Regions from separate parts of the Homo sapiens genome. Here region 1 is linked to region 2. A link is a contact called in ENCODE Hi-C or POLR2A ChIA-PET data. All regions are on one chromosome and are shown on one strand. Each heading gives the region's core, a stretch centred on a gene start or an enhancer-like site at or near the end of the contact. The rest is flanking DNA. Distances are from core to core; before and after follow the strand shown.

Region 1 (6,638 bases), core at 1,392-3,891, 170 kb before region 2:
GAACTGCAAAGCATGTAACTATGGTTTCTGTGGACAAGCAAGCACCTGAAATAGATTTATGTGTCTGGGAAAGTAAACAATCTCTCCTTTGCAGACCCAAATGTGACATGGAGTATACTAAAACCATAAGCACACACTCTGGTTCCTTTACAGATGGTATAAATCTTTCGCCTTGGCCGGGCGCGGTGGCTCACGCCTGTAATCCCAGCACTTTGGGAGGCCGAGGCGGGTGGATCACGAGGTCAGGAGATCGAGACCATCCTGGCTAACACGGTGAAACCCCGTCTCTACTAAATATACAAAAAATTAGCTGGTCGTGGTGGCGGGCGCCTGTAGTCCCAGATACGCGGGAGGCTGAGGCAGGAGAATGGCGTGAACCCAGCGGGCGGAGCTTGCAGTGAGCCGAGATCACGCCACTGTGCTCCAGCCTGGGCGACAGAGCGAGACTCCGTCTCAAAAAAAAAAAAAAAAAAAAAAAATCTTTCGCCTTTTACTAAAACCATGAGCATCATTATTCTAAACACTATGTCCACTTTCAGGTAATCACTCAGATTAAGTCATAAGTCTGCATATTTCTGAGAAAGGTGCAACAAAAAGCAACTTTGTAATGTGTACAAATTACACAAATACGTTGTTAACCTTGGGCAAGCAAGAAGTAGCTAATTTAATAAATCGTAAGTTCTGTGAAGTTTGAGGTTTTTAACACGCAATAGGCATAAATTACACAATCACAGGATTCATTCTTCTTTTTTTTTTCCGAGACGGAGTCTTACTCTTGTCACCCAGGCTGGAGTGCAGTGGCACAATCTTGGCTTCCTGCAACCTCCACCTCCCAGGCTCAAGCAATTCTCGTGCCTCAGCCTCCTGAGTAGCTGGGATTACAGGCTTGTGCCACCATGCCCAGCTCATTTTTTTTTTTAGTAGAGACGGGGTTTCACCATGTTGGCCAGCCTGGTCTCAAACTCCTGACCTCAAGTGATCCACTTTGGCCTCCCAAAGTGCTGGGATTACAGGCATGAGCCACCGCACCCGGCCAGGATTTATTCTTATTTACTCATTTATTTAACTAACATTTACTGAACTCCTGTAATATGCCAGGAGCTAATCTAGCTGCTGAACAAAACAGGAAAGACCTGGGCCTTGGTGGAACTGAAATAGCTGAAGCTGGGGCAAATTACACTCTGGCTTCCTTTCTACCACATCACAGGTTTTTGGAGTTTAGAAAGACTGAATTGCCCTTTGCAGAACTTTATTGAAAATGCTGATGTCTTCCTAAGAGCAGGTGTATGGAGTAAAATTCTAGGCTGTGTCTCATAGACTCTGCCTGCCAAAGCTTGGCATGCCTCTCTTCCTCCCGCCCTCCCTCCCTCTCTCTCCCTTCTCCCGTCCTTCCTCCTTTCCTCCCTCCCTCCTTTCCTGTCATCCTTCCACCCTTCCTTTTCTTCTCTTTCTTTCTCTCTTTTTTCTCTTATCTGCTCTCTTTCTTTTTTATCCCCCAATCACACCCAAACTGTTATACTAGTTCTGTTCTGGAGTACAACCTTCAACAAAGCAAAACAAAACAAAAACACCCAAGGGTTTTATTTATTTATTTATTTAATTTTTTGAGATGGAGTTTTGCTCTTTTTGCCCAGTCTGGAGTGCAGTGGCACAATCTTGGCTCACTGCAACCTCCACCTCCCAGGTTCAAGCAATTCTCCTGCCTCAGCCTCCCGAGTAGTTGGGATTACAGGCATGCACCACCACACTTAGCTAATTTTTGTATTTTTAGTACAGACAGGGTTTCGCCGTGTTGGCCAGGCTGGTCTCGGACTCCTGACCTCAGGTGATCCGCCCGCTTGGCCTTCCAAAGTGCTGGGATTACAGATGTAAGCCACTGCTCCTGGCCTCAAGGGTCTTTTAGATTGAAGTAAAAAAAAAAAATTGGAATTTGTTAAATTGGTAGCCTACTTTGTGTTCCTATAAGCAAACAGAAAGTACTTCTCCCAAGGCACTGCCATACCACTATTTGACCATATTTTATTTATCAGTGACTCTCCAGGTCTAACCAGGGTGACCAACTTATCCTGGTTTTAACACTAACTCTTCAATCTCCTGGAAGCCAAGACAGTCAGTCACCCTTCCTGTAACACAATAATACCTAGCAGATTCTTTATACACACTTTCTATATGAATAAAGAAATACCCTCATAAAAATATGCAATACTCATCCACACACTTCATTGATTCAATTTTCTATAAGATGTTTTCTCATGTAAAAACAGAAAAAGGAGACTTTCATACACAAGGCTATTTCCAATTATAACCATTAAAAATCAAATGTTTTAGGTTTGAACGTTAAAATATTTAAAATCTCATATAAACTCAGTATGCAATATGTTTATTTTAGTATTCTTAGAGAAAAATGTCAGAGTATTTATTCTTGTTATACTCTGTAACTTTCATTCTGCCAAATGTAGGTGGGGTGAGCAAATAGATTTTTGAAAATAGATTCTGAAAACCAGATTTAAAAAAATCTAATGGTTTCAGGCAGTCATAAACTTGGGATTATGGCTTTCTGCAGGGCAGAAGTAATGAGGCGTGAATAAATATTGTTGATCTCACTTCCTCCCTCTGTAAATGACCAACAAGAGCCATGTTGTACATGTAACGCCACTGACTCACAGGCAGAGGAACCCAAACAACTTCATTTGTGCTTCATAGTTGAAGACAGCCCCTGTTGCGTGACCTCAGGCTAAATAAGCCATCACAGGTCCAGAGACAATTCTTCCTGCAGACACACTTCCCAGCCCAGCTCATCAGGAGACGCTAGCTCAGGCACAGTCTCTCCCACTCGAAAGCTTTATTAGCCATTATCCTTCGTGACTTCAAGGTGAGATCTCAACACACAGTAAAAACTGCTCATTTTCCATTGCTTCTCACCTAACAGGCAAATCTATTTCCCTTATAGGACAGGAATTACAAGTGTAAATGCCACCTACACAGCTATTTCACTGCAGGGGCCACCCCACCAAAAAGAGAGTATCTTAGCCATGGGATATGCTTTTCTGTGGTTTAAACCAAGTTTAAGTAAGAACGGGTCACAGTTTTATTTTCCTTCCTCCCTCCTCCTCTCCCTCCATTCTTTCATTCTTTCTTCCTTCCTTCTCTTTCTTTCTTTCTTCTCCTTCCTTCCTTTCTTTTTTCCTTTTCTTCCTCATGAGACTGCAGAAAAAACTTATAAAATACTAATCAACAGTTTGCAAGACTAACGTTCCTTAGAAAACAGCTTAGGAAGTACTGCTGTGAACATCGAATGGAGATTAATGATCTACCCTGTCCTCCTCATTTCAGCAGAATGTTCTGAACCTATGTTCTCACCTTTACTCCTTAATGGAGAGCTGCATGGGGGAAGTGCATCGGTTTCAGGCCCAACTTGGTCGCCAAACCACTGCTGGGTGTCATCTCTTCACCTCTACAATGGGAGTTTGGAATGAGGCATTCTTCAATGTTCCTTCAGTTCTAATCATGTTCTACATTAATTGGTACACATGCATGCACACACACACTCCAATGTAACCACATATAAAGGCATGGACAAAGTTGTTTCCCTCATCTCTCAAAACACTGTTGAAGTTCCAACCCCCAGTACCTCAGAATGTGACTTTATTTGGAGATAGGGCCTTAAATAGGTGATTAACTTAAAATGAGGCCATTAAAGTAGGGCTCTAATGGATTATGACTGGTGTCTATTTTTAAGAGGAGGAAAAGACACAAGGGATGCATGTGAAGAGAGAGAAGGGCATGTGAGGACACAAGGAAAAAGGACACCGTCTGCAAGCCAAGGAGAGAGCCCTCGGAAGGAACCCACCCTGACAACACCTTGACCTTGGACTTCCAGCTTCCAGAACTGTGAGAAATACATTTATGTTGTTTAAGCTGCCCAGTCTGGTATTTTGTGTGTTGCAAATATGTCCCCTTTCTATCAAGGAAGATCTGCATTGATGCTCTGATCCCAAATGTATGTGCAACATGAGAGAAACTGAAGATTTGTCTGGAAGACCCAGACTTGGATCCAAATGGTGCAGTTGGAATAACTTCCTTCAGGAAGATAATCCATACTGATGTGGTTTATGGCTGACCTTTAACCACAACCTCATGGCATGTCTTCGTTCTCTTGAAACCTGCAGCAGAACAAGCCTCATGCTGGAAAAGCCATGGCTGACATGGGCTTCTCCCCTTTGCTAAGATTCACGAAGACCCAGAAAATTCTACAAGTATTTACTGAGCACTCATCATGCACTGGGAGTGGTGCAAGACACAAGATAAATAAAACTGGGGCCTCCTGCCCCTGGAGAACTTACAAGTGAAGGATGATGGACATACAAGCAGCTCCACTAAGCCAGATGGTGTTTTGCTCAAGAAACTAAATGCTATGGAAGTTTTATCTGTGAGGAATTATATTTCATTACGAATAAAAGAAGTCCTAGGGAAAAGTGGCTCAAACAAGTAAGGACTTTATTTTTCCTATACAACTAGAATTCCAGAAGTTCATGGTTGCTGGTGTTGCTTCAAGGCTTCAAAGATGTTAGGGTCAAGGTCTTTGCAACAACTGTTTTCCCCCAGCTTTATTAAGATGTAATTGACCAATAAAAATTGTATACATTGACAGTATACAATGTGAGATCTCCACCTATGCATACACAGTGAAATGGTTAAATCAAGGTGTTTAACATCTCCATCACCTCCATACTTATTTTTATGTGGTGAGGACATTTAGCATCTGCAACAATCTTGATGGTCCCTTGTAGTTTCAAAGTGGTTACTCTAGCCACTGTGTCACATTGTGTTTTAAGGAGATAAAAGAAGGAAGGAGGAAAAGAGCAAAAGGCAGACCAATGCCAGCTGCATCTGCAGCCCATTTTAGAGGCTTTCTCCTTGAATCCCACCCACCTACTTCCATTAACATCTCACTGGCCAGACCAGTGCTCCATAACCTCTGGGCCTAGAGAGAGGCTGAGAAATGCATTTTTTTTTCACCTAGGCACTTTGCTGCTCATCCCTCCAACAAGAATGAGAAGGAGAAGTAGAGGGAGAATAGATTTGGGGTAGGCAAAACAAACAGAGAGCAAGGAGAGGTGTGTTCATCTGCAATGGCTCATTCCATGTTGTTAGAGGATGTGAGGTGTGAGCTGAGTCCAGAGGCAAGCAGTGTGGAAAGAGCAGTCTATGCAGAGGGGTCATCACCGCAAAGACAGAAGGTTCAAGACCACAGATCACATAAGAACCTCCGAGGCTAGGGCTTAGCATGTATGGGCAGTGAGAGAAAGTACCAGAAGATCAGTTAGAACATGCAGATGGGGGCTAACTGGTGAGTTTACTAGTTTCCTAGCGCTGCCATAACAAATACCATAGCCTGGGTGCCTTAAATACCAGATTGATTTCCTCACAGTTCTGCAGGCTAGAACTCCAAAGTCAAGGTGTCAGCAGGGTTGCTTTCTCCTGAGGCCTCTCCCCTTGGCTTGCACGAAGCTGTCTATCACTGCATCCTCACATGGTCACAGATGTATGCACACATCTCTCTGCATGTCCAAGTTTCCTCTTCTTATAAGGATACCAGCGACATTGGATCAGGGTCCACCCTAATGGCCTCAGTGTAACTTAATCACCATTTTAAAGGTCCTATCTTCAAATATGGTTGCATTCTGAGGTATTGGGGGTTAGGCCTTCGACACAGGAATTTGGGGGTGGGAGGGCAAGACATGACCAGAATTCAACCCATAACAGGGAGAATCTTAAAATCTAGGCCAAGGAGTTTGTGTTTTGTTCTGTATGCAAGAGGAAGACAGCAGACGTTCTGAGCGGGGAGAAACATTATTAGAGTTATTATTTTTTAGCAGGCTAGTCCTTTGTTCCCATTGTGTAGGATGCATTAGCAGCACGGAAACCCAAGGGAAACCATGGCTTTAGTGAGGGCAAGAGGGAATGATGATCTGAATTAGGGCAGTAGCAACAGAAATGCAAATAGGAAATGCAGTAGGAGATAAATCCAAGAGACACTGTGGGGGTAGAATAACCAGGATTTGCTGACTAATTTGATATCATGGTGCACATGAGGGAGGAGTTGGAGGCAATGCTGAGGTTCCTGAGGCCAGGCAGTGGAGTGTGTGGGGGTGGTATTCACTGACATGCTGTGAAGTAGAGGAGGCCAAGTTCAGTTTAGGACATGACCATGCTTATAAGATGTGCATATGACACTAGGATGGAGCGATCAAAAAAGCAGCTGAAAATGTGGGTCCAGAGCTTGGGCATCACCAAAAGCCTTATTTTAAACAACAGGTTGGCCTAAGCAAACTTTTGAGTAGGAAAATTTGTCCCTGATGTCTTTCCACCCCCTGTCACATTCTCTCTGCTATCCTTGGGTCCTAGGCCCACATGCTCTCAAACTGCCCTTCCTCCTCCTCCTGAATGCAAACGCCCCTGCACTCCATCAAGCTCCAAGTGTTCCTAGTCACGGAGAAGGAAGAGAGAATGATAATCTCCCGAAGGAAAGCCTGGTGCTTTTCAGGCAGTGTCAGGGGGAAGAGAGGAATCTCAGCCTGAGGCTGGGAGGCATTTTCACAGTCAATGTCTTTTCCTGCTGCTCCTGAAATCACGCT
Region 2 (6,291 bases), core at 825-3,324:
TCAGCTCACAGCAACCTGTGCCTTTCAGGTTCAAGCAATTCTCCTGCCTCAGCCTCGCAAGTAGCTAGGATTACAGGCATACACCAGCTAATTTTGTATTTTTATTTTTAGTAGAGACGGGGTTTCACCATGTTGGCCAGGCTGGTCTCGAACTCCTGACCTCAGGTGATCCTCCCAAAGTGCTGGGATTACAGGCATGAGCCACTGAGCCCAGCCAGCCATATTCTTTTTGCACTCGATGATTCAGAGGATAACTCCAATGTGGGCCCTACCTTTGTTCCTTTGTGAAAATTAAATTAAATTAATTGGACATTAATTAAATTAACGTTTCAAACAATACACTAAAAAGACTGAGATCATATACAAAACAATGTCTGCACGGATGTTCTGCAGAGGTGGCTGAGAAGGGATCCCACAGCTCCCAAGCCCTTGCCACAACCAGAGGGCAGGGGCCAGTGGGCAGCTGGGTGCAGGGATTATTTGTGAGGAGGGGTTTGGGAGGTGGTTTTAGAGTGTTTCTTCCAAGCCCTCCCTGGCTCTTCCACAAGTGTTGGGGTGAAGTGGTGCAGAGGGAGACATTGTGTCATGGAGCCCTGGGAAGCACTGAGATTAAGAAACCTCTCTCAGGAGGCTGAGATGGGCAGATCACGAGGTCAGGAGTTCGAGACCAGCCTGACCAACATGGTGAAACCCCGTCTCTACTAAAAATACAAAAATTAGCCAGGCGTGGTGGTGGGCACCTGTAATCCCAGCTACTCAGGAGGCAGGGGCAGAAGAATTGCTTGAACCCAGGAGGCGGAGGGGCAGAGGTTGCAGTGAGCCCAGATCGCACCATTGCACTCCAGCCTGGGTGACAGAGTGAGACTGTCTCAAAAAAAAAAAAAGAAGAAACCTCTCTCATTTAGCCTTCTATCTAACGATGTTTCTATACTGACCATGTTTAGAAATTAGCAAATAGCATATGGTCTCAACTAAATTAAACACCCACAGGAAAAAAATAGTTTAAGGAAACATACCAAAAGGATTATTATGTATTTAGAATCCGGGTAATATTTAATTTTTGTTTTCATATATTTCCTTATTTTCCAAAAATTGAGAAGAACATCTACTAGTTTCATAATGAAAAATCATATTTTCTAAATGCCTAAACACACAATGTTTAACATAACACTACGTACGCCGTACATGTATAACATACAATTAGGTAAAAATTATCCACATGGAAAACACCTGGATAGAACTCCCCTCCCTCCACACACACACACAAAAATCCCAGTGTTTTCCTCTGCATAGCGATTTCTCTATACATATCTGTAAATTTTCAAATTTTTATGTAATGGAGGAGGGAAGGGGAAACTTTAAAACACCAGTCCCAGAAATATGGCCCACCTGTGTGTGGGTGGTTAAGGAGCACACCTGGAACATTCACACCAGGTTCCCCTGGGAGCCCAGTGTCCTCCCCCACTCCAAAACCACGCCCGGCTACTTCTTGTATTTTTAGTAGAGATGAGGTCTCACCACCTTGGCCAGGCTGGTCTCCAGCTCCTGAGCTCAAATGATCCACCCGCCTCAGCCTCCCAAAGTGTTGGGATTACAGGCGTGAGCCACCGCACCCGGCGGTTCGTTTCATTTTCCTTCACTACCTTTCCTCGCTCACTCCACTGGCTCGTTCTTGGAGCCCCGACTCCTCTACACTGGGTCCCACTACACTGGCCCTTGGTACATACATTCCCACACTGTCAATCAACTCTTTCACCCCCACTCTGCGAGTCCCATCTCCCCAGGAGCCCGCGAGCTCCTGGGACAAGGATGTGACCATCCCCAAGCTCCTTCTCCAGGCTGAGCTGGGGGTGGGGGGGCTTTCCACAAATAAGATTAAACTGAACAGGCGCCCTTCCTCCCTCAGCCTTTCCTGGCCCTCATCCTTGAATTCCCAGCCCCCAGCTTTGCTTGGGAAATCAAAAGACGCCAAAAGGCAAAAAAACAGCTCACTGGGGAGAAAAACCCGAGTCTCCCTCCCAGGTCAGTAATTAGTGCGGCCGGAGGAAGAGCAGCCCCTGGCACAGTCGGGTCCTTAACAGCTCCCGCCCCAGAAGCTGCCTTCGGATGAACAGCCGGGTGAATCGCCATGAAAAATTAATCAGCCTCCGCCTGTCCGCGGCCTAGATGGGCGCAAAGCAGATGACCTGGCAGGAACCAGCCGCAGTGAAGCCACCGCAACCGCAGCCGCAGCCGCGGAGGGGAGGCCGTGCACCCGCCCGCCGGGAGAGCCGCGCGCCTGAGCCGGGCGCACGTGGGAAGTGGGCCACGAGACTGGAGTCCACCGAGATGGAGGCCCCGGCACTCGGGCTCAGGCCTTTGTGCTTAGCACGTACTGTTGGAATCCAGCACGCCCTGCTCCGGCGGGCGCCTCCGATCCTGAAGCGCGCACCTGGGAACTCACGCACCGCCCAGCCGCGAGGGGCTTGGCCTGGCTGAAAGCCACATTATTCTCGAAAACAACCGTGGGAAGCACACGCTGAGCTCCCGGGGCCCCTAGAGTATGCAAAGAGGCCGGCCCTGCGAGACTAAATAAGTCTCTCCCCCTAGGACCTAGTCCCTTGCCACCGGCTCCCGCGGCCACCGCGCAGCCAGAGTGCACCGTCCCTAGGGCTTTGGCGGTGGCCAGAGCCAGCAAGTGCGGCGGCCTGGAGCTGGGGTGGTGAGGGCGGATGGCAGGTTGGAGAAATGCAGCCGAGCCGCAGGTTTCTAGAGGCCTCTACAGCCCCTGCCATCTGGGCACTGCACAGACAGACGCTGCGTGAGACCTGGAGCTCGCCACCTCCATGCGGCGCTGCCAGCCACTCCGCTGCGGGTGCAGGAGCGTTCCATGTCGGGGACTGAGGGACCAGCGCCGGCTCCCCAGTTTCTCTGCATTGTGAAGTCATTTTCTTAAACTCGGGCTTTAAATAACCACCGATGACTTGCCTACGGGCCACGCAGATGCTATACTCTGACCTCGCTGGGATGTGCAGAAGTATTCTACTGTTTTGCTTTTGAATCAAATTAGGGAGTTTAGAGAAGTTTTAGATTCAGGTCAGGCTTTCCCAGGACCTCCAGGCTGTGGACTGTGCTCGAGCTTAGGCCAACAGCGCCATCTGGTGGTTATGATCCGCATGTACCCGCCAATGCCTGCAGACCGGAGAGAGTGATGTAATGGTCCACAATTGTTCCTGAAGCCAGCTCTGCAGCAGGCCAGATGTTATGGGTGTTTTATACCCCAGTTTTTCGTGTAAGTCACTGAGCGAGGGGGTTTCTTCATAGGACGAATGCTATATGCTGTAATGGAAATTCCCCTTTTTGCAATCTATTCTAGAGAGGGTGGATTTGAAGCTAGGGAGACATAGGACATAAAAAATCCAATCTCTTTGACTCCCAGCCTGACTACCTGACTTTACCAGGTCCCACCAAGACAGGATGTGAATGCATGCCTCTTGATTCCAAGAGGATGTGGAACTGTTTTACATTCCTATGCTGTCATGGCCTCCACCAGCTCATGCATTCCTTCAGGACTGAAAGCAGACTCCACACTGCCTGAAAAATTCCCGGGACACTGATCCTCACCAGAGTTGCCCCTCTGTCCCTCAGACGTCCTTTTATTCCCTTACTACCGCAGCCTGTGGCTGGCCTCCCGCCAGGGCGCTCCAGCACCTCGGACCCCTCAGCTGTCTCTCTACTCTTTGCCTCTTACCTTGACTTGCCCAGCACCCTGCAGTTGCTTTTCTGTCTTTACCCCATCTGGCCAAGACTAACTAGAGAATGTCACCAAACTATGCCAATTGGACCAGCTGCAAATTTAGGCTGTGGGACTTCAGATGAGCCCTCACTGCAACTCAGTTTTCAGCATTTGTTGATTCCTGCATTGCAGATATTCCAAATGTTTCCTTCCAATTTTTAGCTCTTGCCCTTACAGTATCTCACAATTTGAGAAACAACTTCTACTTTACAGAGTTGAAGTTGGCCTCATGTGAGTTTCCTCAATGTTGCCTCTTTTGCCCTTAAAATGTTTGTATCACCTTATTTTTTCATTCTACGTTACTTCAACAGGGAAAAATCCTTTGTCTTTCCAAACCAAATGCATCTGCTTTTATCTCTAACATAAAATATGAAGCCCAAACAAAGCAGGAAAAAAAAACTCAAAATAGAAGCAAAAGGAAACTTCAAGAAACTATCATTAACATTCTCAGAAGAATGAATAAAAAATATTGCACACATGAAAAAAGGATGCCACAAGAAAAGGAATATTCAGGAGGTGGAAAAATCCTATTAGAAATTAAAAAATATGATAGCAACAATGAAAGTTTCAAGAGAAGAGTTAGAATAGAAATTTAGTGAAGCCTTCCAGAAAGTACAATAAAAAGGCAAAAGGGCAATTTTTAGAAAGAAGGAAAACTACAACATTAGCCCAAGAGGCCAAGTCAGCTACGTAATTTGAGAGACTCAGTGAAAAATGATGATGTGGAGTTCTCTAAGAATTTTGGCTGGGCGTGGTGGCTCACACCTGTAATTCCAGCACTTTGGGAGGCCGAGGCGGATGGATCACAAGGTCAAGAGATCGAGACCATCCTGGCCAACATGATGAAACACCGTCTCTATTAAAAATACAAAAAATGAGCTGGGCGTGGTAGGATGCGCCTGTAGTCCCAGCTACTCCAGAGGCTGAGGCAGGCGATTCACTTGAACCCAGGAGGCAGAGGTTGCAGTGAGCTGAGATCGCACCACTGCACTCCAGTCTGGTGACAGAGGGAGACTCTATCTTGAAGAAGCTGGGGTCAGTGCAATGCACCTGTAATTCCAGCTACTTGGGAGACTGGCTTGAGGCGGGAGGATGGCTTAAGTCCAGGAGTTCAAGACCAGCCTGGGCAACATAGTGAGACCCTGTCTCTAAAAAAAAAAAAAAAAAAAAAAAAAATTAGCCGGGCATGGTGGCTCATGTCTGTAGTCTCAGCTACTGGGAAGGATTGTTTGAGCCCACGAGTTAAGGCTGCAGTGAACCTTTTCTAGTTCTTTATTAATTTTTTTTAGAAACAGGGTCTCACTCTGTTCAATTCTAGCTCATTGCAGCCTTGAACTCCTGGACTTCAACGATCCTACCACCTCAGCCTCCTGAATAACTGAGACTACAGGGACGTGTCACCACGCCCAGATAATTTTTTTAATTTTTATCTTGTAGAGAAAATGTCTCACTGTGTTGCCCAGCCTGGTCTCAAAACAATCCTCCTGCCTCAGCCTCCCAAAGTGCTGGCCTGAGCCACTGTGCCCAGCCCCTTCTCTAGTTCTAACTAGTGACCTTCTCTAGTGAGTCTCAGCCAGATGAGGTATAAGACATCATGTCACTGCACTCCAGCCTAGATGACAGAGCAAGACCCCGTAAAAAGTCTTTAAAAATTTCAGGGTGGCAACAGGAGAGCATTAAACCCAGCGGGGGGTTGCTGCAGTGGGCACAGTCCTTCGGTCCCTGCTTTATACCTTGTGATTCAGGGTTCTCAGCAACCCATGCCATGAGGAATCCTCCTCATCAGAGTTAAAGCCATAGGTCACACACTGCCTTGCAGGCTGTTTTAAAGTGGGTGGAAGGCGAGGATGCCCTGTCAGCCCTGAGGATTTAAAGCCATGTTCTACAGAAGCCTTACCACATGTGACTGTTCAGACCTAGATCTGGCTCATTTGATGCAGTTGTGCTGCCAGTGTAAACTACACATCAGATTTCACATAAAAAACAATGTCAAGTACGTCATTAATCATTGCATTATGTTGAATACATGTTGCAGTGATGTTTTGGATTTACTTGGTTAAATAACGTTTTATTAAAATTAAGTTTACCAGTTTCTTTTTGCTTTTTAAAAATGTGGCTACTAGAACATTTTTAAAATGTGGCTCCCGTTGTATTGTGATCCAAGAATCCTGGTCTAAAAGAGATTTATTATGGAACCAGTCACCAACCTAGTGATTTGTAGGTTTTATTTCTTGCTCTTCCATGACAAGGTGTCAGGGCAGCAGGCCTGGCCATGGCTGGATTCATCCATTTCCAAAGAAGAAAGCAGACACCACTGTAGGTATTTCAAAGCGGAAGAGATTTCATATAGGAAATCTGGTTACCAAATTCTTATTAAAACTGGAAAAACAAGGAAAATGTGGTGTTTCCAGAAATCCTGAACTGCAGAAAGCTGCTACCTCTTTTACAGGATCCAGTGCTCAGGTGAGCCCATACAACCCGGTCCCTGCACTGTTGCTCGGCAGCTCCAAGGCTTT

Evidence for each region. Hi-C counts contacts between places; a loop is a spot of excess contacts on that map. ChIA-PET counts read pairs that join two places held with the same protein, here RNA polymerase II (POLR2A). Pooled maps may share reads with other maps.
Region 1: a map of B cell shows a loop between it and region 2 (20-fold over the local background). The contact joins two enhancer-like sites. A Hi-C loop is called at or near these places in 2 of 168 maps with a recorded cell type or tissue (B cell and mammary epithelial cell), 2 of 37 single-sample maps with no recorded cell type and 5 of 50 pooled maps. POLR2A ChIA-PET finds 5 or more read pairs at or near these places in 3 of 52 experiments (K562 and WTC11).

What each region holds. Positions count from the first base shown.
Region 1 is chr6:6,377,115-6,383,752 of GRCh38, forward strand. All of the region lies in intron 4 of LY86-AS1 (LY86 antisense RNA 1), which reads right to left. Among named protein-coding and RNA genes, the nearest start is that of F13A1, 60 kb to the left of the region's middle. Within about 2 kb of position 2,642, at least 2 of the 41 ENCODE cell types and tissues checked have a DNase peak (open chromatin) inside an H3K27ac peak, as active enhancers do.
Region 2 is chr6:6,544,102-6,550,392 of GRCh38, forward strand. The region is part of intron 3 of LY86-AS1 (LY86 antisense RNA 1); the gene reads right to left. Among named protein-coding and RNA genes, the nearest start is that of LY86, 41 kb to the right of the region's middle. RefSeq lists enhancers at 2,902-2,961, 3,042-3,091, 3,182-3,231. Within about 2 kb of position 2,075, at least 5 of the 41 ENCODE cell types and tissues checked have a DNase peak (open chromatin) inside an H3K27ac peak, as active enhancers do.